Linked DNA regions of Homo sapiens: region 2 is linked to region 1. A link is a loop called in an ENCODE intact Hi-C map of the cell type or tissue named here. Cell type or tissue: HCT116. All regions are shown on one strand. Each heading gives the region's core, and the rest is flanking DNA. Links, peaks and the distances in the headings are about the cores only. Region 1 has its middle 150 kb from the start of SNX19. Region 2 has its middle 8.0 kb from the start of SNX19.

Region 1 (12,275 bases), core at 2,913-10,912:
TGTTCTCTTCAGGGGCGATCATCCTAACCCATGACTTCGATGACCAATGCCATACTGATGATGCTTAGGGCCCTGACAAGCTCTGGACTCCTGTATTAGTCCATTTTCACACTGATGATAAAGACATACTGGAGACTGGTTAATTTATAAGGAAAAAGAGGTTTAATGGACTCACAGTTCCACATGGCTGCTAAGGCCTCAAAATCATGGTGGAAGGTGAAAGGCTTGTCTCACATGGTGGCAGACAAGAGAAGAAAGCTTGTGCAGGGAATCTCCCCTTTTGAAAACCATCAGATCTCGTGATACTTATTCCCTATCATGAGAACAGCATGGGAAAGACCTGCCCCCACGATTCAATTACCTCCCATCAGGTCCCTCTCACAACAAGTGGGAATTGTGGGAGCTACAGTTCAAGATGAGACGTGGGTGGGCACACAGCCAAACTATATCAGCCCCAGACCCGTATGTCTTCTGTATCTTTACATCTCCTCTTGGAAGTCTCATAGGCCTCTTTATGCTAACATGTTCAAATCTAAGTACATCATCTTTCCTACAAATTCCAGATTCTGTCTCCTTCTTGTGTCCTCTGTCTCAGCAAAGTGCTCTGCTTACCCAACTGTGTAAACCAGAAACCTGGGTTCATTAACATAGTTCAAATTTCCCTCTTCAGCTTATTTTCTTCCACTTGTTTTAGTGCAGTTTTTCATCTGCTCAGGACTGGATTATTACAACATCCCTTTCTCTCCTTCACTTTACCTTCATACGGCTGACCGCATGACTTTCCAGTGTCCACATTGTTGTTCACCCATTTAAAATCCTTTAATGACTTTCTTTCAGTTTCAAGATAATGGTCAAACTTCACAGCATGGTCTATTATTTATGTATTGTTGCCTAACATATAACCCTACAACTTAGCAGTTTAAAGCCCAAACATGGTCTCTGAGCATTAAGCATCTGGGAGTAAGCTTGTAGTCAAGCTGTCAGCTGGGGCCGCCATCTCTGAGTGCTTGACTGACTGGGAGATCTGCTTCGTAGCTTACTCACAGGATTATCGGCAGGGGTTTTCAGTTTCTTACTAATCTTGGACATGACCTGCCATCACTTCTGCTGTGTGCTGTTGGTCATACAGACCAGCCTTGATAGAATGCAGGAGGGGACCACACCACTGTCTGAATACCAGGATCACTGTGGGTAGGGCCATTTTGGAGACTATTTTAGCTTCCGTTTCTATTGTACTTCCATATCAACCTCCATCATAACTATTAATTTCTTCCTTGTGCTCTGGATTTTAGCTATGCTAAACTTCTAATGCATTGTGTTTTCAAAATTCTTTGTCACCACTTGCTGTTTTCTCTTCCTGAAAAATCCTTTCTATTCAATTTTTTTTTTTTGCCTGGATAACTCTATTTTGCCTTCTATGACCCTTAACTTCCAAAAGACCTCCCCTGACATCCCTTGACTCCAACTTTAGGTCTTTCTCTAGGCTTTCATAGTGCTCCAACTCATCTCCATTGTGCTACACTCTAGTGTGCTACTAGAGTGCACATTGTGCTACTCTACATTTTATTGTAATTATTGGTTTATGAGTCTCCTACACTCTAGTGTGATGTCCCTGAGTTGAGAGATAGTGGATTATTTATCATCCATTTTATTCCCAATATCGAAGTGCTGGAACACAATAGGAGTTTAATAAATGCGTGATGAATGAGTGAATAAATGAATGCCGAGTTTACTGCAGAATATGAATTTTAGGGAGGAAAGAACACAAGCTCTTCTGTCAAATTTTATTATGTCTTAAAATTTTGTGGGTCAGGATTATGGGAAGGCTTCTCCTAGCAATTCTTTTGCTCCATGTGGCGTTAAGTAAAGTCACTCAGCAGTATTTGACTAGTCCGGAAAGTAAAAGATGTCCTCATTCATGACTGGCACCTTGTTAACCATGACTAAAAGGTTAGGCTCGGCTGGGAGTACCCATTGGGGGCTCAACAGAACGGCAGCTCAGGGTAGTCTGATTTCTTGGATGGCTGTTAAGAGCTCTCAGAGATAGTGTTTCAAGAGAGCAAGTAAGAAACTTCAAGGCTCCTTCTGGCCTAGCTTTGGAACATCACTTATACTGCATTTTATAAGTTCCAGCAAGTCACACAGCCAGCCAGTATCCAATGACAGGAGACTACGAGGTCATGAGTAGCAGGTGGCACAGCTCATTGGGAAGCCGACTTTGGACACTAGCTCCCACAACTATAATCAACTATTGTCATGTTTAGCCTATGCTAACTTTCTCTACTATTTTTTTGAATGTGAAAATTTCCAATGTTTCCATCTTGTCTTTGTGAATAAAAAGGAGGAATATGGCTCTATTACTGTACGTTGAGGCAGATGAGCAGCTGAATGAAAATTATATCCATAGGGTGTTTTACATAAGTAGATGTCAAAGTTAAAGGAAGTCTATACAGGCATGATAGAGGGCTTTGTTCTTTAATTGCAACCTTTTCAATGGATAATTTGATAAAGATTCTCAACTGCGGTGGAATCTCTTTTCTAAGGGCATTTTAGAGGTGTGTAGTATGATTTTCCATTGTCACAATGTCAATCAGATGTTGTTCATTAATATTTAATTCCATCCTGCAATATGAGGGACAGTCCCACACAACAAAGAATTTTCCTGTCTAAAATTTCATTAGCACTCTTGTTGAGAAACACTGAATACATAAAGATATGCCTCTCATATTTGCGGATGTCACAACCTATTATAATTATGATATGAGAGAACTGACTCAATAGCTGATTATGTGGAAAAAATAGAGATTTTAGTTGGATGCAAGAGCCAACTTCATGATGTGTCTGCCAAAAATTGCTGCTATCTTAAGCTATATTAATAGAAATTTCAGTCCAGAACACAGAAAGCTATATTAATAGAAATTCCAGTTCACTATATACTGGTCAAAGAGCTCTTGAAGTTTGATGGTCATTTCTGGGCACCTGGTTTTAAAAGTGGCGTAGATAAATCAAAGAATGGCCAAAAGGAGGACAGAAAGTCTGGAAGCCATGCCTTACGAGTGGGGAAACATGAAAGCGATCTTCGAATATTTGAAATGTTGTGTGAAAGAAGGATTGGGCACATCCTTTGAGATTCTAGAAAGCAAAATTAGGTTAAATGAAGAAAGATTTTTTAACCACTGAAACAGTTTTTCAAAAAATGTAGTGTTCTGCCTTGTGTGATAATTATCCCTGCCTTGAAGGGTCCCTGCAGAGAGTGGACAGCCATGGGCCAAGGGGTGGTTTTAAATTAACTGAATATTGTGAAGAGAACACCTATATGAAGTGGTACCCTTCAGTTACTTTTCATTATTGTGATTATTTTATGATTAATGGACTCGTATTTATAAAATACTGTGGACACCACCTCTCCATGCTTCTAAAATAATGCCTCAGTTCTTAATACCTTTCTCTAGCTTCATACCCCTAAAGAAATCCCTTAAGCTAGCTAAGATCTCATTTCTTCAATCACAAAATAAGAAATTATGGTGCTTGACATATTTGTTTAACAGGATAGCTATGATCATCAAATTACCCAATAGTTTTAAGCTGTAAAGTATAAAACAAAGAAATTATTTTTTTTCATCAAAGTTGTGGACTGTCAATATGCATTCCTATAACTGTCTTTTGCCTGAGAGAAATGTTTTAAAATTATTTTTAAAGCCTATTCTAATGACTTGTCATTATTTTCCAGCTTTCTGATAAGGTGTGAAGGTCTCTAATAGCTGTCAACAGTGTGTCACAGGGAGTGATTTAATTAGCACTTACTGTTCTCTTATTGGTTGGCCTTTATTTGGTCCAATACAAAGTCCAACTTTTAAACCAAGGGAGAAGACAAGAAAGGGTGACGCAGAGATAAGCTTTTGCTTAAAAAATGTTTATTTGGGGGAAAATGTTATCATCATGATCTTCCAAAACACATTATATTACTAAATGTGTATTGGCATCTACTCTCTTACTTTAAGATGGTTCCAGTTTTTGAAGTAGCCCAAATCCCCCAGATTGTTACCAGAAATTATCAAAAGGAGAAGAAACACATTCACTTCAGCTGATTTTTGTTGTTGTTTATTGGAGATCCAAGGTAGTCAAATTAGCCTCAAGAAGCCCTTCTGAAGTCTAAGAAGGAAAACCAAATTACTGTTCATTTAATGTTTAATTAAATTTATTATAGCTAGTAGGCTGGTTTTAGGCTGTTTATGGTACACTAATGTTAGAATTTTATGCATTCTATGTACACTTGATAGCACATTGGGGTCTCTCGGTATAATCAACATGTACAATATACTCATGCCCATTTTATGTGAGTTGGAACACACCTTTACTATTTTAAATGATTATAGAAGTTTATAGTTATATTTCTCCCCTTAAATTGTTAGTGATGTCTATAATTTATTTGATGCCACATTCTTGATATGGAACTCAATTCCGAATTAGCAATCTTCCTACAGGGAAAATTCTACTTGGTTCATAAAATGCATTTTAGTATGAGATTTCTAGGAATGCGGTTACAAAATGAGGCAACCGTCTGCATTTTCACTAGAGGTAAATGGCGGTTTTTTTTTTTTTAACTAAAGATAAAGATGATAGTTCTTCACATGGAACTGCAAATAAGTGAAAGTGAATACTGATTTCTCCTGACGTTGCGAGCGTTGGTCTTCAGTGCCCTTCCATTTAGAGTCATTCCTTCCCTTACCTTCTGCAAGTGTTTCTACATCAAAAAACAGAGCGGAAAGAAATTTTCGAAAACATCTTGTCCTAGTCTGACCCTGCACGTATAAAAATGCTGAGGTCGGGGTGTCACAAGTGACTTGCCTCGACCTGTGGGGCTGGGAAAGGCGGGAGCCAGGCTTGAATTCAGATCTGAATTCAAACCCGGGATGATTTTTCCTATTCACATTTCTCCTTACTATTGTGGTGAAACTTGAGGAAGCAAGCAGGAGACAGCATATGTTATTTGATACTAAGTCCCTGCTATAGAAATGCCCCTCCCTACTCCCGTCCTCCTCTCCAGGTGTTCTGATGATAATCAATAGTGTTCCAGTTATATTGGGCAATGTCTGGGAAGTTCTAAAGCTCTGCCTAGAAAGGGAAAATGCCATTTGAGTTGCCAGAACAAAATAAATTTGATGGACTCCCTTACCTCTAAGGTACGCTCCTTGTGATAATTACCCCTTTATTCTCTCTGACCCTTCTGGGCCCAAGGCCTCCCATGCCCAGATTAAATGGTTACTATATACTTATTTATGTTCCATCAGCCAATATCCTTCAGCAAGAGTAGCTGCAACCTTGATTTGTTTTCTCCTTTTACAGCGATGTTGCTGGAAGAGGTGGATGGGACATTTAATTTGGCATTAAATTCTATGCTGGTGCATTATCCCCTATGGCAAACAAAAGTGGTGTGGAAGGTTTGCATTTATGATTTTGCTCAGTTCAACTCATTTTTATGCCCAGGGAAGGTTTTTGCTCAAGCTTTTCGTGCTTCTATTGCAGTTTTATTTCTGATTTCATAGAGATGATTTCGTAGAGGGAAACAGTCTGCTTTCCCTTTGTATTCAGACTACCATTTTCCATTTGGAAGTGTTGGCAACAACCTTGTTTCTGCGTGTATGTGCAAAAGAAATAGAATGTTTGAATTTTGAGTTCTCTTCTCAAGGGATGTGGTCTGTGTCAGAGGCAGGCACGACAGGGATACCTTGTATCTGTGAGCTTTTGCCATCCAATGTGCCTGGGAGGGAAAGAGATTCCTCTCAGCTCTTCTTTTCCTGTTTCATTCCCTCCTCTGATTTCATAGTGGATGTTGCAGTGGGGGGTCTACCATCAGCAGGATTCACAACCAACTTGTTCTGTGCTTTAGAGTGATCATCTATGGGATGAGGTTGCCTCAAGGCTTTGCTGGATAGCTGCCAGCCCCGAGACCTGCCAACAGTCCCCTTCTTCTCAAGACCTCACAACACTCCAAATTGCTGCTTTCTCTGCAGAGAAATGCTCTTTGCTCTCTATTTCCTCTTACCGTGGCCCTTTGTCCTCAGCACTCGGCCCGAATTCCTTTCTTCACAAACAATAAAAAGGTATGCCCTCAATTTCTTCCTCCCACCCAAGCATTGACCACATTAGCCCTGTAATCTTTTTTTCTTGGCCCTTGTCTACACTTATTTCCCAGCGTGTCCTTGGTTAGGAGCGGTGTGTGTGTGTGTGTGTGTGTGTGTATAAAGTGAACTGCAGAGGAAGAAAACAAAGAAGGTGCAACAGCGAAAGACTGCAGGGGCAAGCAAGGCTTCTGGAGGGAACTTGGGCCTCACTGCCACTCTCTTGCCTCTTCCAGGGTTTCTTGATCACTGATGTTTCCAAGTTGATATTGGCAGTTTTGAAGAAGCCTTTGTTCTTCATGTATGTGAGAGAAAGGGACTAAAAAGGATAGAAAAACCACAATTGAAGCTGCTAATCCTGAACAGAGCCCGAGGCTGTGGAAGACAAAAAGCACCGTGCAAAATAAATTGCAGAAGAGAAACAAGAAAATTCACAACGGTTTCCTATGCCTGGCCTATTTCTACAATTCTTCTGTTAATGAATATTCGTTTTCTACCTGTAGTTCAGCACACTGTTAGAGGAAGAATCAGTCCTCTAACCACACACAGGCTTTCCCATGCCGGAACATTCCAGTCTTGTATCACTGGGACAGAACCCCCAAGAGCCACAGGGCGAGACACCACAAGTGCTTCCAGCGTCGATCGCTAGATGGAGCCCGTGTTATGCACAAATCCAGCCCCAAGGGTCCTGGGGTAGCTGGTGAAGCCATTAGCTGGAGGGCAGCAATTTTAAAGGGTGGTACTTGATTAAGAGAATCCATTTCTCCTACAGTTAGCCCAGAAGCCCAATTGCTCTTGCAGGTGCTTAAAAATTTTCAGTATGTGGATTCACGTTATTCTCTCTCTCTCTCTCTCTCCACCTTGATCAACTATCGCAGGTCTGGATGAGCTCCACTGGCAGCGCTGGTCCCTCCAGGCATCTCGGCAGTAGCTGGAAGCCCCACATTTGGGGTGAGACTCTCTGGCTTCATGAGCTTGCTGCTTCAGTATAATTAGCTGTCTAACTGCTCACCCACACGGAGCCCATATGTGTGTTACTAATTATGATTTATTTAAAAACTCTCTGTTTGCCATTCTTTGTTCTCTATTTCCTCTTTATTGAAGGGCCGAGGGAGGGATTTGATTTGGAAGCTGTTCTGAATGGTAGGTTTTACCTTCCTTTGCATTTTCTGGACTTTTCCTTCTAGTTTCAAAATCTAGGCAGCTTCTGTACCTAACTCTCAGCATGCTGACCTGCTGCTTGCTACCTCTCCCTCCAGCAACAAAATGTACCAGGACAGGTGTGGTCACAGCATTTAGAAGGAAGTAGCTATTACATAAACGGCCGCATCAACATATCTGCTGCTCCCAAGTCTGTATTTCCAACACAGACATTATACCCAAGCTTCAAACCCATATATACCATTGCTTACTGGACATCTTCACCTAATTGTACACAGGCAGTTCCAACTCAGTGTGTGCAAAACTGGACCCCAAGTCTTAGCCCCAAACTTGTTCTCCTGCTGTACCTCATCTTGTCCAGAGTAGAAACCGCAGATCCTCAAGTCCTCCCTCTCTCTCTCCCTCCATCTTTACCTTCATGTTTGATGGATTTCACTCCCTCCCAGCTCTCTTCCTGTCATGCTTTCTGTTTCCAGCGCTGCTGTTTAAACCAAACCCTCCCATTCCTGCCTATAGCGTGGCAAGGGGCTCCACTTATCTTCCTCTGTCCAGTCCTGAAACTCATATTCCATCCACACCATGGCCAAGCTCATCTACCCAGTACACCATAGGCTCAAGTTCTTCACCTGTTTAAAGCCGTCAAAGACCCCTCACAAGCCTTAGCAGACCTTTCCTGAGAGCATGCTGTCCCTGGCAGGACCCTCATCTCTGGAGGCTGCGCCCACCCCACCTGGTCGCTGCAGCTCCCTCAGGTCACGTTGCCATGTGGCTGCAGCCCCGGAAGGGACTTTCTCTCCCTCCTTGCCTGAATGGGCCCTGTTTACTTCACCCCTCAGCTTGAGCCGAGCCCTATCCCCACAGGTCCATGTTATCTCCTCCTTTGTGTCGCTGCAGTCCCAGAGCATGTTTCTGCCAGGACTGTTGTCACAAGTCCTTGCAATTGCCTCTGCTTGCTTGCCTTCCCCTAGAGACCACAAACTCCACGAGGCCCGCACTGTGCCATGTGACCCACAGGTATCTGCACAGAGTACCTAGAACAGCACCTGCTAGTAGCTCCAGAAACACTTAGTGAATGAACAGAAGCCACTACTAGCATTAGCACTGCAGCGGGGTGGTGCTCATCAATGGCCAGCTGGACTGACTGGTGTTTGCATGTTTAATTATGTGTGTGTGTGTGAGAGAGAGAGAGAAAGAGAGAGAGGGGGAGGGAGGGAGAGAGAAACAGAGAGAAGAGAACTATTTCTGGGGCTCACAGCAGGTCCTCACTTCTCTCCCTTTTAGTTAATTATTATCTAAATGAAGACCTGCAGGGCACATGGCATTTTGCTTGAAGCCTGAGGGAGGTTACCTACAAAGTGAAATATTCATAAAGTATACAGATGTCATACACTACAAATTCATGCCTGAAGGTGAGAAGAATATTTGAGAAAGAGACACCAGAGAACGCAAAGGACTGCTAATGAGAGACTTGTGATCAGGAGCCCTGGATTCCAGACAGACCTTAACTAGTCACCCTCCTGGGACAAGGAGGGGCAGAGGAAACAGAGATGCCCCGGAAGGTCCCTTTGAGCTCGGAAGCTGTTGACGTTGAGACTGGAATGTGGGTGCAGTACTTTGCGAGTGTGGCAGATATGGGGAAGTGCTCAAGGCCATGGAACTGGCTGCCCAGCTGAGGGGTGTCCCCTCAGCAGTCAGCCCCTTCAGGGTTTGTCTCAACTGCAGCTCACATCTGGTGACCGAGCTGGGTGGAGGTTCAGAGGTCCAGCCTCCTCAGCTTGACAGGCGACAACGCTGATGGGCAGTGGTTACTCCAGAGCCCCAGCTGGCTGGCTGAGGCTTATTCAGGTCAACTTCACAGTTGAGCTTCTCCCTCTTCACAATGATTTCTCTGCCCTTGTTTCTGGCAGCATTGGTCCCTGATTGTATATTATGTTATGCCCCACTCCATCTCAGCGTCTGGTGTAGACAACTGAACCTCTGAAGGTGCTAACCTACGATAGTACTAAGATATGGCCTGAAATGCGGCTTTGTAGCTGGATCACTTTCTGATTGGCCAGAGGACTCCTTCATCAGATGTAGGTGAGCAATAGTAAGCTTCTAGCACAAAGTGGGGGTCCAGTACTTAAAACTCACTGGTGGTGTACTGGCACGAGGAAAGGCACTAATGGGCATGATATATCAGGCATTTGAAAAATATGGAGAAAATAGTATAAGGAAAACGAGGGTTATTGACGCACTACAGAGTGAAACTAACCAGTGGTGAGTAACAAGCAATTGAAAGCCTGGTGTGAAAGCCAGAGGGTGTCTTTGGTTGCGGACAAAGAAACTCGAACACTCAGGTGGGCTGAGAAAGCTGTGCGCTAAGCCTAGGACATATCAAGCAAAGTCACTGAGCTTCAGTTGCCTGGTTAACCACCCAACAAAGGCAGGTCTGTTATGCAATAGACAAGGTCTTGATAGTAACACTTGGGATCCAGGCTGACTGGTCAGGGGCCTGAAGTGACAGAGATTGAAAGACTGGGGACTAGGAGGTCTAAGGTAGCGGCATGTGGATGGGCATGTTCAAGGCGCCATGTTGAAGATCTTCATGTCATTCCTTAATGACCACCAGATATCATCCTCCAGGGAAAGGACACTCAAAAACCGTCAAAACAAAAGAAGCCAGGGAGTTGACATTAGCCATTAGTGTCTGAATGACATGGCCATGGTGGCAGAGGTGGAGGTCCTGCCTGGGTCCAACAACATGGGCTCTCACTCACCGGGACCGACTTCTGCTACTGCTATGTTCAACCTGCCAGCAACAGAGACTAATGCGGAGACTCCAAAATGGCATGATACCTCAAGGAGACCAACTGGACACTTGAAGGCAAGTTGGCTACATTAGGCCCTTTCCTTCCTGACAGAGCCCAGGTTTTATTTCCAGAGAAGTAGACACACATTTTAGACATGGGTTTGCCTTTCTGACTCTCAGGTCTCAGCCAGCAGTGCTATTACAGAGCATATGGAGGGTTTAATTTGCTAATTCTGAATCCCACATATCATTGTGCCAGAGCAGGGAGCCCAGTTTAAAGTAATGGAGGTATGGGAGTGGTGCCATGACCATGGGATCCATCAGACGCAGCTCACGCCACACTACCCAGGTTCTGCTGAACTCATAGGGCACTGGGGCTTGCTAACAGCATCAATAGATCACGAGTTTGGGGGCAATATCATGCAAGGATGGGGTGCTGTCCTCAAAGACGCAGTACACTCACTGAACTGAAAACCTTTACATGGAACTTTATCCTCAATAGAAGACAAACACATGAGTCCAGGAACCAAGGGTATGAAGCAGGGATGATCCCACTAGGACATCCCTAATGGCCCTCTGGGGAATACAGCACAACTCTGGGCCCTGCAGAGTTAGAGCTCCTGGTCCCTCTAAAGGTTACACTCACCAGGGAACACAGCCAGATTTCCACGGAAGTATAAGCCATGGCTGTTGGCATTTTGGGAATGTTGTGTTTTTGGATCAACGGACAAGAAGAGGAGTCACAGCTTGGCATCATCAGGAGTGGGTAGAGCTGTCTAACCCAATGGGGTCAGGGAACAATGCCAGTGGGCGTTTCTTGGTACTGCCTTGTCTAACTGTGACTGTAAATGGACAGGCCCAGCACCCCAGCCCCAGGAATGACATGGTGAGCAGAGGCCCAGGCCCCTCCTCTTGGATTAGAGTCAGTTTGCTAGATAAGCCATTGTGGCCAGCAGAGAGGTGCTAGCTGAGGGTAAGGGTGACCTAGACATGGTTGTGAAGGGTGGAGACGAACAGCATCAATTACAGCTCCAGGACTAACAGGCTGTGGCTTGTCCCAGCAGCTTCCCTGTCCTAAGTTTCCCCTCTGGAACGATGACCCACCAAAATTCTGGAGGGGTTACTCCCCGAACGTACGTGGAGAAATGGATCCAAGTGGCAAAGGGGTAGACTGTGGAAGACTTGGGGGTGTGTCACTCGGATCCCCTCAGGGATCCTGCCCAGATGTGGTGCACGCATCTTCCCATTCTCAGGTCCTCAGCATCTACCTCTGTGGAAGGAATGGCCTCATCTGAGGTGACGTCGTCCTTTTGGAGACAGCCTATGTTTGGTGGCTGGGCAAAGTGAGCATATAAGTGCCTTATATTGGCCATTGTGCCCAACATGAGGAAACTTTGTCAGACACTACTCGCTGAGAATTCCCTGCCACATGGCACTCCTCTTCCCCCTGCCCAGGCCTGCCTGCTCCCCTTTCTCTCCTAATTGTTGATTCCTAATGGACACCTTGCATACCGTGCTCTCCTCACAGTCTGCATCCACACAACTCAACCTACAGCACTGTCCACTAGCAAGAACCTTTCTGCCTCTGGCTAAGACAGATTATTATTATTTTTAAAGTTCAATAGCTTTAAGATTACAAATTATTTTTGGTAACCTGGATGAATTGTATAGTGGTGAATTCTGGGATTTTAGTGTACCCATCACCTGAGTAGTGTATATTGTACCTAACAGGTAGTTTTTCATCCCTCACCCCTCTTCACCCCCTCCCCTTGTGAGTATCCAATGTCTATCATACCACTCTGTATGCCTTTGCATACTCATAGCTTAGCTCCCACTTATAAGTAAGAACATGTGGTATTTAGCTTCCCATTCCTAAGTTACTTCACTTAGAATAATGGCCGCCAGTTCCATCCAAGTTGCTGCAAAAGAGTTATTTCTTTTTTTATGGCTGAGTAGTATTCCATGATGCACACACGTGTGTGCACACACGTGTGTACACACACACACACACACACCATGTTCTTTATTCTCTCATCAGTTGATGGGCACTTAGGTTGATTCCATATCATTGCAATTGTGAATTGTCCTACAATAAGCAATGACTTCTTTTCTTTTAAGTAGGTACCTAGTAGTGAAATTTCTAGATAGAATGATAGATCTATTGTTAGTTCTTTGAGAAATCAAGATTCTTCTTGGTTCTT
Region 2 (12,275 bases), core at 821-8,820, 140 kb before region 1:
TTTGATGGACATGCCCGTGCACTTGTCATTTGGACGGGTGTGAGCTCCTGCCTGGGGGTCTGGGCAGACCCTGGTCTCCAAACAGATTAATCACTGGGAGGAGGTGAGAGTCAGGACTGATGTGCCCTGGTGTGTGTATGTGGGGTGGGGAGACTTGGCCACACCACTCACCATCTGGAGACGTCCTTCCTTCTTTCCTTTTCCCTATTTCTCAAAACATTAAAGGCATAGTGCTAGAGTGTTGGAGAAAACAAGACAAATAAGATACAATAATTCTCCTCAAGGGACTCTCAGTCTAGTTAAAGGAGAGACACATAAATATATAAACGTAATGAAACATGATCACGTGTGTAATGTGATGTGTTCTGATGTGTTGTAATAGAAGTGCATACAATAAAATCGAAACACAAAGCGGGTGGTCAGCTGTGGAGGGGGGTGGCTCATAGACAGTTTTCCCTTAAGTTGGGAAATGAAAAAGAATTGAGTGTATTTTAGGAAATGTTGGGTAGCGAGAGCAAGGGGCAAACAGAAGGAAGGTCTTTCAGGCAGAGGCCTGCTCATAAGAAACAGGCAGAGACCATGAGAGCAGGGGGGCCCGTGACATAGGCCCTGCCAGAGCCAGCCCGCACCCCACTTGAATTTTCTCTCAAAATAGAAGACCAGGAGGCTTCCTAAAGAGAAGCTCAGTGATGGGGCAAGTGAGTGAGAAGAGGCGATGGTATGGAATTATTGCTGTGGGATATAGAAAGGGAGCTATCGAAGGTCAGGTAAAAAGATGAAGTGGGGGCTGGGCGCAGTGGCTCATGCCTGTAATCCTAGCACTTTGGGAAGCTGAGGCAGGCAGATCACGAGATCAGGAGTTCAAGACCAGTATGGCTAACATAGTGAAACCCCGTCTTTACTAAAAATACAAAAAAATTAGCCAGGTGTGATGGTGTGCTCCTGTAATCCCAGCTACTCGGAGGGCTGAGGCAGGAGAATCGCGTGAATCCAGGAGGTGGAGATTGCAGTGATCCGAGATTGTGCCATTGCACTCCAGTAGCCCGGGCAACAGTGCGAGACTCCGTCTAAAAAAAAAAAAAAAGAGAGAAGGTGGGGCTGAGGGACCTTTTTGTAGTGGCACCAATACATATGGTTGAGTTATTTTCTCTGGAGGTGTTTAGTATTGTATTAGTCCATTTTCATGCTGCTGATAAAGACACACCGGAGCCTGGGCAATTTACAAAAGAAAGAGGCTTAATTGGACTTGCAGTTCCACATGGCTGGAGAAGACTCACAATTATGGCAGAAGGCAAGGAGGAGCAAGTCACATCTTCCGTGAATGGCAGCAGGCAAAAAGAGAAATGAACTTGTGTGGGAGAACTCTTCTTTATAAAACCATCAGTCTCATGAGACTTCTTCACTATCATGAGAACAATGGGAAAGACTTGCCCCCATGATTGAATTATCCCCTACCGGGTTCCTCCCATGACACATTGGAATTGTGGGAGTTACAATTCACGATGAGATTTGGGTGGAGACACAGAACCAAACCATATCATTCCACCCCTGGCCCCTCCCAAATTTCATATCCTCACATTTCAAAACCAATCATTCCTTCCCAACAGTCCCTCAAAGTCTTAACTCATTTCAGCATTATCTCAGAATTCCACAGTCCAAAGTCTCATCCAAGACAAGGCAAGTCCCTTCTGCCCATGAGCTTCCAAAATCGAAAGCAAGTTAGTTACTTCCTAGATACTATGGGGGTACAGGTATTGGGTAAATACAGCCATTTCAAATGGGATAAATGGCCAAAACAAAGGGGCTGCAGGCCCCATGAAAGTCCGAAATCCAGTGGGGCAGTCAAATCTTAACACTCCAAAATTGATTCAAAAAGTGGGTTCCCATGGTCTTGGGCAGCTCCACTCCTGTGGCTTTGCAGGGTAGAGCCTCTCTCCCAGCTACTTTCACGAGCTGGCATTGAGTGTCTGGCTTTTCAAGGTGAATGGTGCAAGCTGTTGGTCAATCTATCATTCTGCAGTCTGGAGGACAGTGGCCCTCCTCTCACAGATCCACTAGGTGGTGCCCAAGTAGGGACTCTGTGTGGGGGCTTTCACCCCACATTTCCCTTCCTCACTGACCAGCAGAGGTTCTTCATGAGGGCCAAGCTGCTGAAGCAAACTTCTGCCCGGGCATCTAGGCATTTCCATACATCCTTTGAAATCTAGATGGAGTTTTCCAAACCATAGTTCTTGACTTTTGTGCACCCACAGGCTCAACATCATGTGGAAGCTGCCAAGCCTTGAGGCTTGCACCCTCTGAAGCCACAGCCTAAACTCTACGTTGGGCCCTTTCAGCCATGGCTGGAGCAGCTGGGATGCAGGGCACCAAGTCCCTAGACTACACACAGCACCAGGACCCTGGACCCGGCCTATGAAACTCTATTTTCCTTCTAGACCTCTAGGCCTGTGATGGGATGGGCTGCCGCAAAGAAAGATCTCTGACATGCCCTGGAGACATTTTCCACATTGTCTTGGGGATTAACATTCAGCTGCTCGTTTCTTATGCAAATTTCTGCAGCGGGCTTGAATTTCTCCTCAGAAAATGGGATTTTCTTTTCTATTGCATTGTCAGGCTGCACATCTTCCAAACTTTTATGCTATGCTTCCCTTATAAAACTGAATGCTTTTAACAGCACCCAAATCACTTCTTGAACGCTTTGCTACTTAGAAATTTTTTTCTGCCGGATATCCTAAATCATCTCTCTCAAGTTCAAAGTTCCAAAATCTCTAGAACGGGGACAAAATGTCACCAGTCTCTTTACTAAAACTTAACAAGAGTCACCTTTGCTCCAGTTCCCAATAAGTTCCTCATCTCCATCTGAGACCACCTCAGTCTGGATTTCATTGTCCATATCATTGTCAGCATTTTGGCCAAAGCCTTTCTACAAGTCTCTAGGGAGTTCCAAACTTTTCCACATTTCCCTGCCTTCTTCTGAGCCCTCCAAACTGTTCCAGCCTCTGCCAGTTACCCAGTCCCAAAGCTGCTTCCACATTTTCAGGTATCTTTTCTGCAGCCCCACTCTACTGGTAACAATTTACTGTATTAGTTCCTTTTCATGCTGCTAATAAAGACATGCCTGAGACTGGGCAATTTACAGAAGAAAGAGGTTTAATTGGACTTACAGTTCCGTGTGGCTGGGGAAGCCTCACAATCATGGTGGAAGGCAAGGAAGAGCATGTCTTCCATGGATGGCAGCAGGCAAAAAGAGAAATGAACTTGTGGAGGGGAACTCTTCTTTATAAAACCATCAGATCTTGTGAGACTTATTCACTATCATGAGAACAGCATGGAAAAAAACTTACCTCCATGATTCAATTGCCTCCCACTGGGTCCTTCCCACAACATGGGGGAATTCAAGATGAGATTTGGGTGGGGAACCAGCCAAGCCATATCAAGTATCCTCGGTATAAAAGAGAAGCAAGCAGGAGGTATCAAGGTAGATGAAGTGAAAGGAGAAAAGATTAGGACCTTCACATCCTGGGAAGAGAGTGGTTACAGTGGAAAATCATGGAGTCTAGGTATCTGGGAAGGAAAACGAAGCCAGGAGAGAGACAAACAGCTGTGAGGAGAGGATGAGCTGTACTGGGAGCAAGTGAGTAAGAGCCAGAAGAAAAAGACCTGTGGCTCAAGATTGGTCCATCAGAGCCTGTGTTTGTTCTTATGGCTGCTCTACCAAATGACCATCAACTTAGCAGCTTGCAGCAAACATGTTTATTCTCTTACATTTCTGAAAGTCAGGAGTCTAAGATGGATTGAGAGGGCTTGTTCCTGTTGGAGGCTCTAAGGGAAAATCTCTTTTTTGTCCTTTCCAGCTTCTACAGGCTGCCTGTGATCTTTGGCTTATGGCACCACATGCTCCAACCTCTGCTTCTGTGGTCACATCTCTTTCTCCCACCTTGACCCTCCTGCCTTTTTTTTTTTTTTTTGATGGAGTCTCTCTCTGTCACCAGGCTGGAGTGCAGTGGGGCGATCTCGGCTCACTGCAACCTCCACCTCCTGGGTTCAAGTGATTCTCCTGCCTCAGCCTCCCAAGTAGCTGGGATTACAGGCGTGTGCCACCACACCCAGCTAATTTTTGCATTTTTAGTAGAGATGGGGTTTCACCATGTTGGCCAGGATGGTCTGCCTTCTTCTTAAAATGGCCCTGTGATTACTTTGAGCCTCCGCAGTTATCTAGGAGAAACTTCCCATCTCAAGACCCTTAACTTAGTCTTATCTTTTGTTTCTTTTACCAAGTAAAACAACATACCCACAGGTTCTGGGGGTCCAGATGTGAACATATTTTGGTGGAAGGGGGCATTATGTGACCTACTACAGAGGCTACATGCCTAAAGATGAAAATGTTTTTGTGGTAATAAAGTCTGGGTGTGGCCAGATGAGTTTCTGAAATAGGGTCTGGATAACCTAGGGCTAGGGTTGAAGGAGACATTTTGAGTCTATGTTTTGGAGAAGGATGATCTACATGGTCAAGGAAGTCACTAATGTTAGGGTAGAGAGGACTAGGATCTTGGTACAAATGTTCTCAGTAAGTGAGAAGAATGACCAGGAAGTTGGAAGGTGATGTAATACGAGGAGTGATATGGTTTGGCTCTGTGTCCCCACCCAAATCTCATGTAGCACTGTGATCCTGAGTTTTGGAGGTGGGGCCTGGTGGGAGGTGATTGGATCATGGGGGTGGTTTCTAATGAGTTAGCACCGTCACCCTAGCGCTGTTTCGTGATAGAGTTCTCGTGGGATCTGGTTGTTTAAAAGTGTGTAGTGCCTCCCCCTTTACTCTCTCTCTCCTGCTGTCTTATGAAGATATGCTTCCTTCCCCTTTGCCTTCTGCCATGATTTTAAGTTCCCTGAGGCCTCCCCAGCCATGCCGAACTGTGAGTCAATTAAATCTCTTTTCTTCTTAAATTACCCAGTCTAAGGTAGTTCTTTATAGCAATATGAGAACAGAGTAATACAAGGAGTAAAGAAAGTATGGTGATACCAAAAGAAAAGAAGGAAATTGTGTGTAATTTGGGAAAGAATCATCTAAAAGCATCCATGAAGAACTAGGATATTGGCAGGAGCATCTCCACATCCTGCCTTAGGCGCGGTGATGGAGCAAAATAGCCACCAGAGGGCAGCAGAAAGTATGGCATCTTAAGGAGAAACTGCATCTTACTTATTCATTTGTCAGTCCCATGTCTATCCATTCACCCCACGAGGATTAAGCCAGATATTGGGAATTCAAACATGGTCTTTATATAGTTTATCTTCTTAAAGAATTCACAGTCTAATGCAAGAGATGGATATTGACACAATGTAAAAAGTGCTATAATCAAAATATGTCAAAATATGGGAAGGCAGAAAATTAGGAACAGTTGCACAGAAGAGATGACTTTTGAGCTGGCCTTAAAGGGTGGGTTGAATTTCCCATAAAGACAAGAGTAACAGGCCCGGCGCGGTGGCTCACGCCTGTAATCCCAGCACTTTGGGAGGCCGAGGCGGGTGGATCACCAAGTCAAGAGATCGAGACCATCCTGGCCAACATGGTGAAACCCCGTCTCTACTAAAAATACAAAAATTAGCTGGGTGTGGTGGCGCGCCTGTAGTCCCAGCTACTCGGGAAGCTGAGGCAGGAGAATTGCTTGAACCTGGGAGGCAGAAGTTGCAGTGAGCTGAGATCGTGCCACTGCACTCCAGCATAGCGACAGAGTGAGAGTCCGTCTCAAACATAAATAAATAAATAAATAAATAATAAAAAAAGGTTAAAAAAAAAAGACAAGAGTAACAGGTCGTACTAGGAATAAGGGAGACATGAGAAATACTGAGTAAGCTCCCATACTTGTTTGCTACGGCTCAGAACAAACTACTACATGCTGGGTGGTTTAAACAACAGAAATTTATTTCTCACAGTTCTGGAGGCTGGAAGTCTAAGATCAAGGTGTTGGCAGATTTGGTTTCTCCTGAGGCCTCCCTTCTTGCCTAGCAGAAGGCCACCTCTTCAGCGTCTTCCCTCTGTGCACACGCATCCCTGGTGACTCTTCCTCTTCTTATAGGGATACAGTCATATTCGATTAGGGCTCACCCATAAGACCTTATTTAATCCTAATTACCTCTTTACATGCCTATCTCCAAATAGAGCCACATTCTGAGGTATACTGAGGGCTATGGCTTCAACATATGAGTTTTGAAGGGACAGGGTTCAGTTCATACTACCTCTTTTCTATCTGTGGGTTATGTGAATGGTCATATTTTGATTATGAGGATACTAAAAAGGAAGATAATAATCTTGATAGTTCCCAATATTTTTTTTCATTTCATTCAAAAGTGGAAACAGCACTGAACTACAAGTTAAGGAGATCCAGGCTTAACTTCCTCATCTGGCTGCATACAATACTAAATGCTCGAATAGCCCTTCCCTCTGCAGAACAACCAGACACTGAATAGGAAACAGTTATTGATGAGTTAATGGGCTCAAATGAGGACACAAAATAGGTGAGAAGTCCAAGGTACACTATCCCATCCCACTCTAAAAACAAAACTATTAAATAAGAGCAAAACGAAACAGAAAACAACTCTGAGATGAGGATAGAACTGTCAGTGGAGAGCAGATGAAAGGAGCAGGGTGGCCCCAGGGACAGACGTCCTTATCAGATCTGTAATTCAGGTTCTGAGCCTTGTTCCAGCAGGAGGAGGTGAAACTGAGCCCCTGACTCCACTTGGAGCCACAATCCTTGAAGAGGTTTGAAGAAGTTCCAGGTCAGTGGCATTTCCAAGCTTCTGGAAGACACAAAAGAAATCCATTCTGGAAGAAAATATTCTCATGGTAAGACCATGAAATAAGCACACATTTAATATAGAGTACTATGAACTCTAAATCCAAGACCATCAATTATGAGAAGGAAGGCTAACATGAGTGAGAATCAGAAAAAATAAACAACAGATTGAGAACACAAGGACTGTGGATATGAATATTGTCTGCTGCTTAAGATAGAAGATCCATGTATGAGCTCAAAATGAATGAAATACAAGTATGTTCTAACAATAACAGATTGTCAAAGATGCCCATACAGTTTCAAAACATAGCCAAATGAAACTTTTATAAATGAAAAATAGGACTACTGAAATAAAATACTTAATGTATGTGTTAAATAGTTGATTATATATAGCCAAAGAAAAAATTAATGACCTACAGTATTTGTTGAAAGAAATTATTTAGGCTATAGCATAGAGAACTAGGGAACTGAATATATGAAAGAAAAATGAAGAGAAATGAATGCTAAAATAAAAATTCTAATATTTATATGATCAAGAGTTCCAGGAAGATAATAAAGAGAATGGAGGAGGATAAAAATTTATAGAGATTTTGGCAGATAGTGTTCTAAAACTGGATGAAAACGTAGATTCAGGAAGCATCAATAATATAAAGTAGATCAAAAGGCCAAAAGTTTATTGTTTTAAAAGACCAGTAAAAAAGAAAAAAATTTAAGTAAATTGATTGAGAATGAAAAAGAGATAAATAGTAAATAATATGGAGCCTGATAAAGGAGACATAATTATGTATGCAGTAGAATTAAAGGAATAACTTAATGACGGCAAATTTAAACTCTAAAACAAAATGGAAAAAGTTTTAGAAAAATATAAATTACAAAATAATCTAAGAAGAAATAGGATGTTTGAATAAATCTACGCCTATTGAGAAATTAAGTAACATTTTAAGGTTTCTCTCAAAGCAAATACCAGATAATTTTATAGGCCAATTCTCCCAACCTATTCCAAATAGAATAGGTCATTCCAAATTTATATAATCTTATATAAACTCCTTAAGATTTCTTAAAAGTACATACTTTGCAACTCACGAATATAGTGTAACCTTGAAATCAAGACTAGACAAGACAGAGAAAGAAAGAAAATGTATGGGTTAACCTCTCTCATCAACTTTTAAATGTAAACATTTCTTTCTTTTTTCTTTTCTTTTCTTTTTTTCTTTTTTTTTTTGAAACAGAATCTTACTCTGTCACCTAGGCTGTATTGCGGTGGCGCGATCTCAGCTCGCTGCTGCCTCCTCATCCTCCTAGGCTCAAGGGATCCTCCCACCCCAACCTCCTCAGTAGCTGGGGCTACAGGCACAAACCACCATGTCCAGGGACTAATTTTTAAATTTTTTTGTAGAGATGAAGGGGATCTCGCCATGTTGTCCAGGCTGGCCTCAAACTCCTGGCCTCAAACGATTCTCCCACCTCAGCCTCCGGAAGTGCTGGGATTACATGTGTGAGCCACCACATCCAGCTAGATGCGAACATTTCTTAAACAAAATATTAGCCAACTAAATCCAGCAGGGTACTTAGGTGAAACCCCGTCTCTACTAAAAATACAAAAAATTAGCCGGGCGCGGTGGCGGGCGCCTGTAGTCCCAGCTACTCGGGAGGCCGAGGCAGGAGAATGGCGTGAACCCGGGAGGCGGAGCTTGCAGGGAGCCGAGATCGCGCCACTGCACTCCAGCCTGGGAGACAGAACGAGACTCCGTCTCAAAAAAAAAAAAAAAAAAAAAAAAGATAACACAAGGGTGGTTTAACATTAAAAACTCTGTAATTGGCCAGGCATGGTGACTCACTCCGGTAATCCCAGCACTTTAGGAGGCCGAGGCAGGCAGATGGCTTTAGCTCAGGAGTTTGAGACCAGGCTGGGGAACATGGTGAAACCCCGTCTCAACCAAAAATATAAAAATTAGTCAGGTGTGGTGGCTGGTGCCTGTAATCCCAACTGCTTGGGAGGCTGAGGTGGGAGAATGGCTTGAACCCAGGAGGCAGAGGCTGCAGTGAGCCGAGATCACGCCACTGCGCTCCAGCCTGGGCGACAGAGAGAGACTCTCTCAAAAACCACAAAACAAAAAAACTCTGTAATCATCAGCCCCTACATTAAATGAGAAAATCTACACGTTGTCTCAGTAGATGTGGTAGAAACGTTTGACAATATTCAATATTCGTTCATGATTTCAAGTAACAATTATAGGAAGGCATTTCCTTACCTCAAAATATTATTCTGAATGGGAAACATCAGAAGCGTTTCCCCGGTTCAGTTATTTTCTTATATTTAAATATTTTAACAGCTCTATTGAAGTATAATTGACATAAGATAAATTGCAAATACTTAAAGTGCACACTTTGATAAGTTTTGACATAAATATATGCCAATGAAACCATCACCACAATAAAGGTAACTAACACATCCATCATCTTCAACTTTCCTCCTGCTCTCCCAGCATCACCCTGCCCCCTTTCCCAAGCAACCACTGATTTGCTTCCTGTCACTTTAGACTAGTTTGTCTTTTCCAGAATTTTACATAAATGAAATCACATATAATGTACCTTTTCGTGTCTGACTTCTCTCACTCAGCATGCATAATTATTTTGAGGTGCATCCACGTTGTCGTATGAATCAGTAGTTTATATTTTTATAGCTGAGTAGTATTCCATAGTATGGATGTATGATAATGAGTTTATTCTTTACCTGTTGATGAATATTGTCTCACTTTTTTGTTTTTGTTTATTACAAATAAAGCTGGTGTGAGCATTTCTGTGCAAGCCTTTGGAGATGTCCTTTCATTACTCTTGGGAAAATAGAGGTTAAGCATTCCTAACCCAAAAATTCAAAATCTGAAATACTCCCAAATCCAAAACTTTCAAAGCACTGACATGATGCCACAAGTGGAAAATTCCATATGTGACCTCACGTGACAGGTCTTAGTCATAACACAGTCAAAATTTTGTTTTTGTTTATAATTATTGAAAATATTGTGTAAAATTACTTTAGGCTATGTGTATAAGGTGTATATGAAACATAAATGAATTTTGTATTTAGATTTGAGTCCTACTCCAAAGATTTCTTATTATGTATATGCAAATATTCAAACATTCAAAAAAATTCAAAATCCGAAGCACTTCTGGTCTCAAGCATTTTGAATAAGGGATACTTCACCTGTACCTATCAGTAATATGATAGGGTTGTGTGATAGGCATATGTTGAACTATTTAAGAGGCTGATAACCTGTTTTCTAAAGTAATTATACCATTTTATATTCCCTCCAGGAGTATATGAGGGTCCCAGTTACTCCACAGCCTTTCACACACTTGGTATGGGGCTTTTTTTATATGGTCTTTTTTATTTTAAACATTCTAATATGCAATTGTGTTTTTATTTGCATTATTCTAATGAATAACAATGCTGAACATCTTACAATGTGCTTATTGATACCTGTATATATATTTTTGATGAAATGTGTGTTATAATCTTCTGCCTGTTTTTATTGAATTTTTAAAATTACTACTGAGTTGAAAAAGTTCTTTTTATATTATAGATGCAAGTGCTTTACCAGTACCTTCTCCCAGCCTGTGGCTTGCTTTACATTATCTTTTGAAGAACAAAAGTTCTTAATTTTGAAGAAGCCCACTTTTTCACGCCTCTTCCCACACCTCTTTGTCACCAACTTTCCAATCATGGTCCAGCCAAGCCCCTGACCATCTAGCCTCACCATTGGCCACAGCCCATGAGTTGGTATATAATTGCACGACTGGCCACTTTCCTTCTGGGATGGTTAATTTTGGTTGTCAACTTGACTGGATGAAGGACTATGTAGAGAACTGGTAATGCATGATTTCTGGGTGTGTGCATGGTGGTGTTCTCAGAGAAGACTGGCACATGAGTCGATGAGCTGAGTGGGGAAGGTCCTCTCTCGATGTGACTGGTACCATCCAATCAGCTGGGGGCTCCAATAGAACAAATCGGTGGTTTCTTCTCTCTGCTAGAGCTGGGGTGCACTTTTCTTCTCCTGTCCTTGGACATCAGAACTCCAGGCTCTCTGGACTTTGAACTCTAGGACTTACACCAGCACCCCTCACCTCCCAGGTTCTCAGGCCTTCATTCTGTTAGGACTGAGAGTTACACCATGGGCTTTCCTGTGTTCTGAGGTTCTTGGACTTGGATTGAGGCATGCTCTCAGAGTCCCAGGGTCTCCAGCTTGCAGATGAATTCTCATGAAACTTCTCAGTTTCCATAATCACATGAGCCAGTTCCCCAAATAAAGCCCCTCACATATATGGGTATATATGTAATACGTACATATATATGTGTGAATACATATGGATTTTATCCTATTCATGTACAATCATGTCTGGATACTTTCCTTCTGTGATGGTTAATTTTGGGTGTCAACTCTATATATATATCTTGTTGGTTCCGTCTTTCTGGAAAACTCTGATTAATACACCTTCCAAGCAAAATGAACAACTACGTGCACAGCTTGAATTCTGCTCCATGGAAAGATTTCCCCTCACCACTATTTTCAGGGGTGTCTCAGAAACGGGCTCTAGTACTGCAGTTGTCCATTCTGCATGGTGCTTGTGTATCAGGCAGAATCGCCTGTAAACCAAGCCTGAGTTTTCTCTTCCTCCATCAACTGATTATGGGTAACTCCCCATGAGGCCATAAGTACAGGCTGGGAGAGAGAAGGCACTGTGGCAGGAGAGAAACTATAGGCATTTGGGCCACTTCTTCATGTAACTTACTTATACCTTCAACTTCAGGGTCTACTTGGGCCCAATTATGTTTATACCACTTCAATTTGGTAATGGAGTACCACTTTGTACACCCAGCTTTATGGCTTGTTCATCTGCCATAAAGCATAAATACTCAGCTCATAATGGGCAACTCAGATTGCAGGTGAACGTGGCTGAGCATTCAGTCTCTACTAAAAACCTGTTTCAAGCCAAAAACTGTTCCTCAAAAGGAGACTCATGTGCATATGATGGCAGGGCTTTGCTTTAAAATCCCGAGTCTACACTGTGATACACCTTTAATATAAAGTCCTGAGTCAACATTGTGATATGCCAGCCAAACACTCCAGATAACATCTTTGTCTGACATTGACTCCCCAACAACCATTGGATCGGATGGATCACTGGGCCTAACTTGCAGGGCAGCTTTCATGTCAGTTTGGACCTGTCGCAGAGCCTTCTCTTGTTCTAGGCCCCACTAAGAAATAGTAGCTGTTTGGGTGATTCAATAAATGGATTGGAGTTACACACCCATATGATAAATATTTTTTCTTCTAAATCTAGAGGGTCACTAGGCATTGTGCATAAGATATTTAGGGATATTTTGACATGTGTTACACAACTAGACTCCTAGAAATTTCAAGGATAGGGAAGACATCTGAATTTTTATCAGAGTTATTTCTCATCCTCTGACATACAAATGTA

The links. A loop is a pair of places that touch in the nucleus more often than their neighbours do. Peaks named below come from ENCODE experiments on the same cell type or tissue, not always from the same donor. Only the 100,000 strongest peaks of a DNase experiment are listed, where the experiment ranks them.
Region 2: it touches region 1 in a loop (9-fold over the local background); 5 of 110 quality-filtered maps call a loop at or near these places.

Annotation. Positions count from the first base shown.
Region 1 is chr11:131,057,799-131,070,073 of GRCh38, forward strand. No RefSeq gene overlaps it. Among named protein-coding and RNA genes, the nearest start is that of SNX19, 150 kb to the left of the region's middle. In HCT116, for the core only: a CTCF peak has its summit at 6,768 (motif pointing right); a DNase peak (open chromatin) is centred at 6,773.
Region 2 is chr11:130,918,335-130,930,609 of GRCh38, forward strand. No RefSeq gene overlaps it. Among named protein-coding and RNA genes, the nearest start is that of SNX19, 8.0 kb to the left of the region's middle. In HCT116, for the core only: CTCF peaks have their summits at 2,085 (motif pointing right) and 5,139 (motif pointing right); a DNase peak (open chromatin) is centred at 5,157.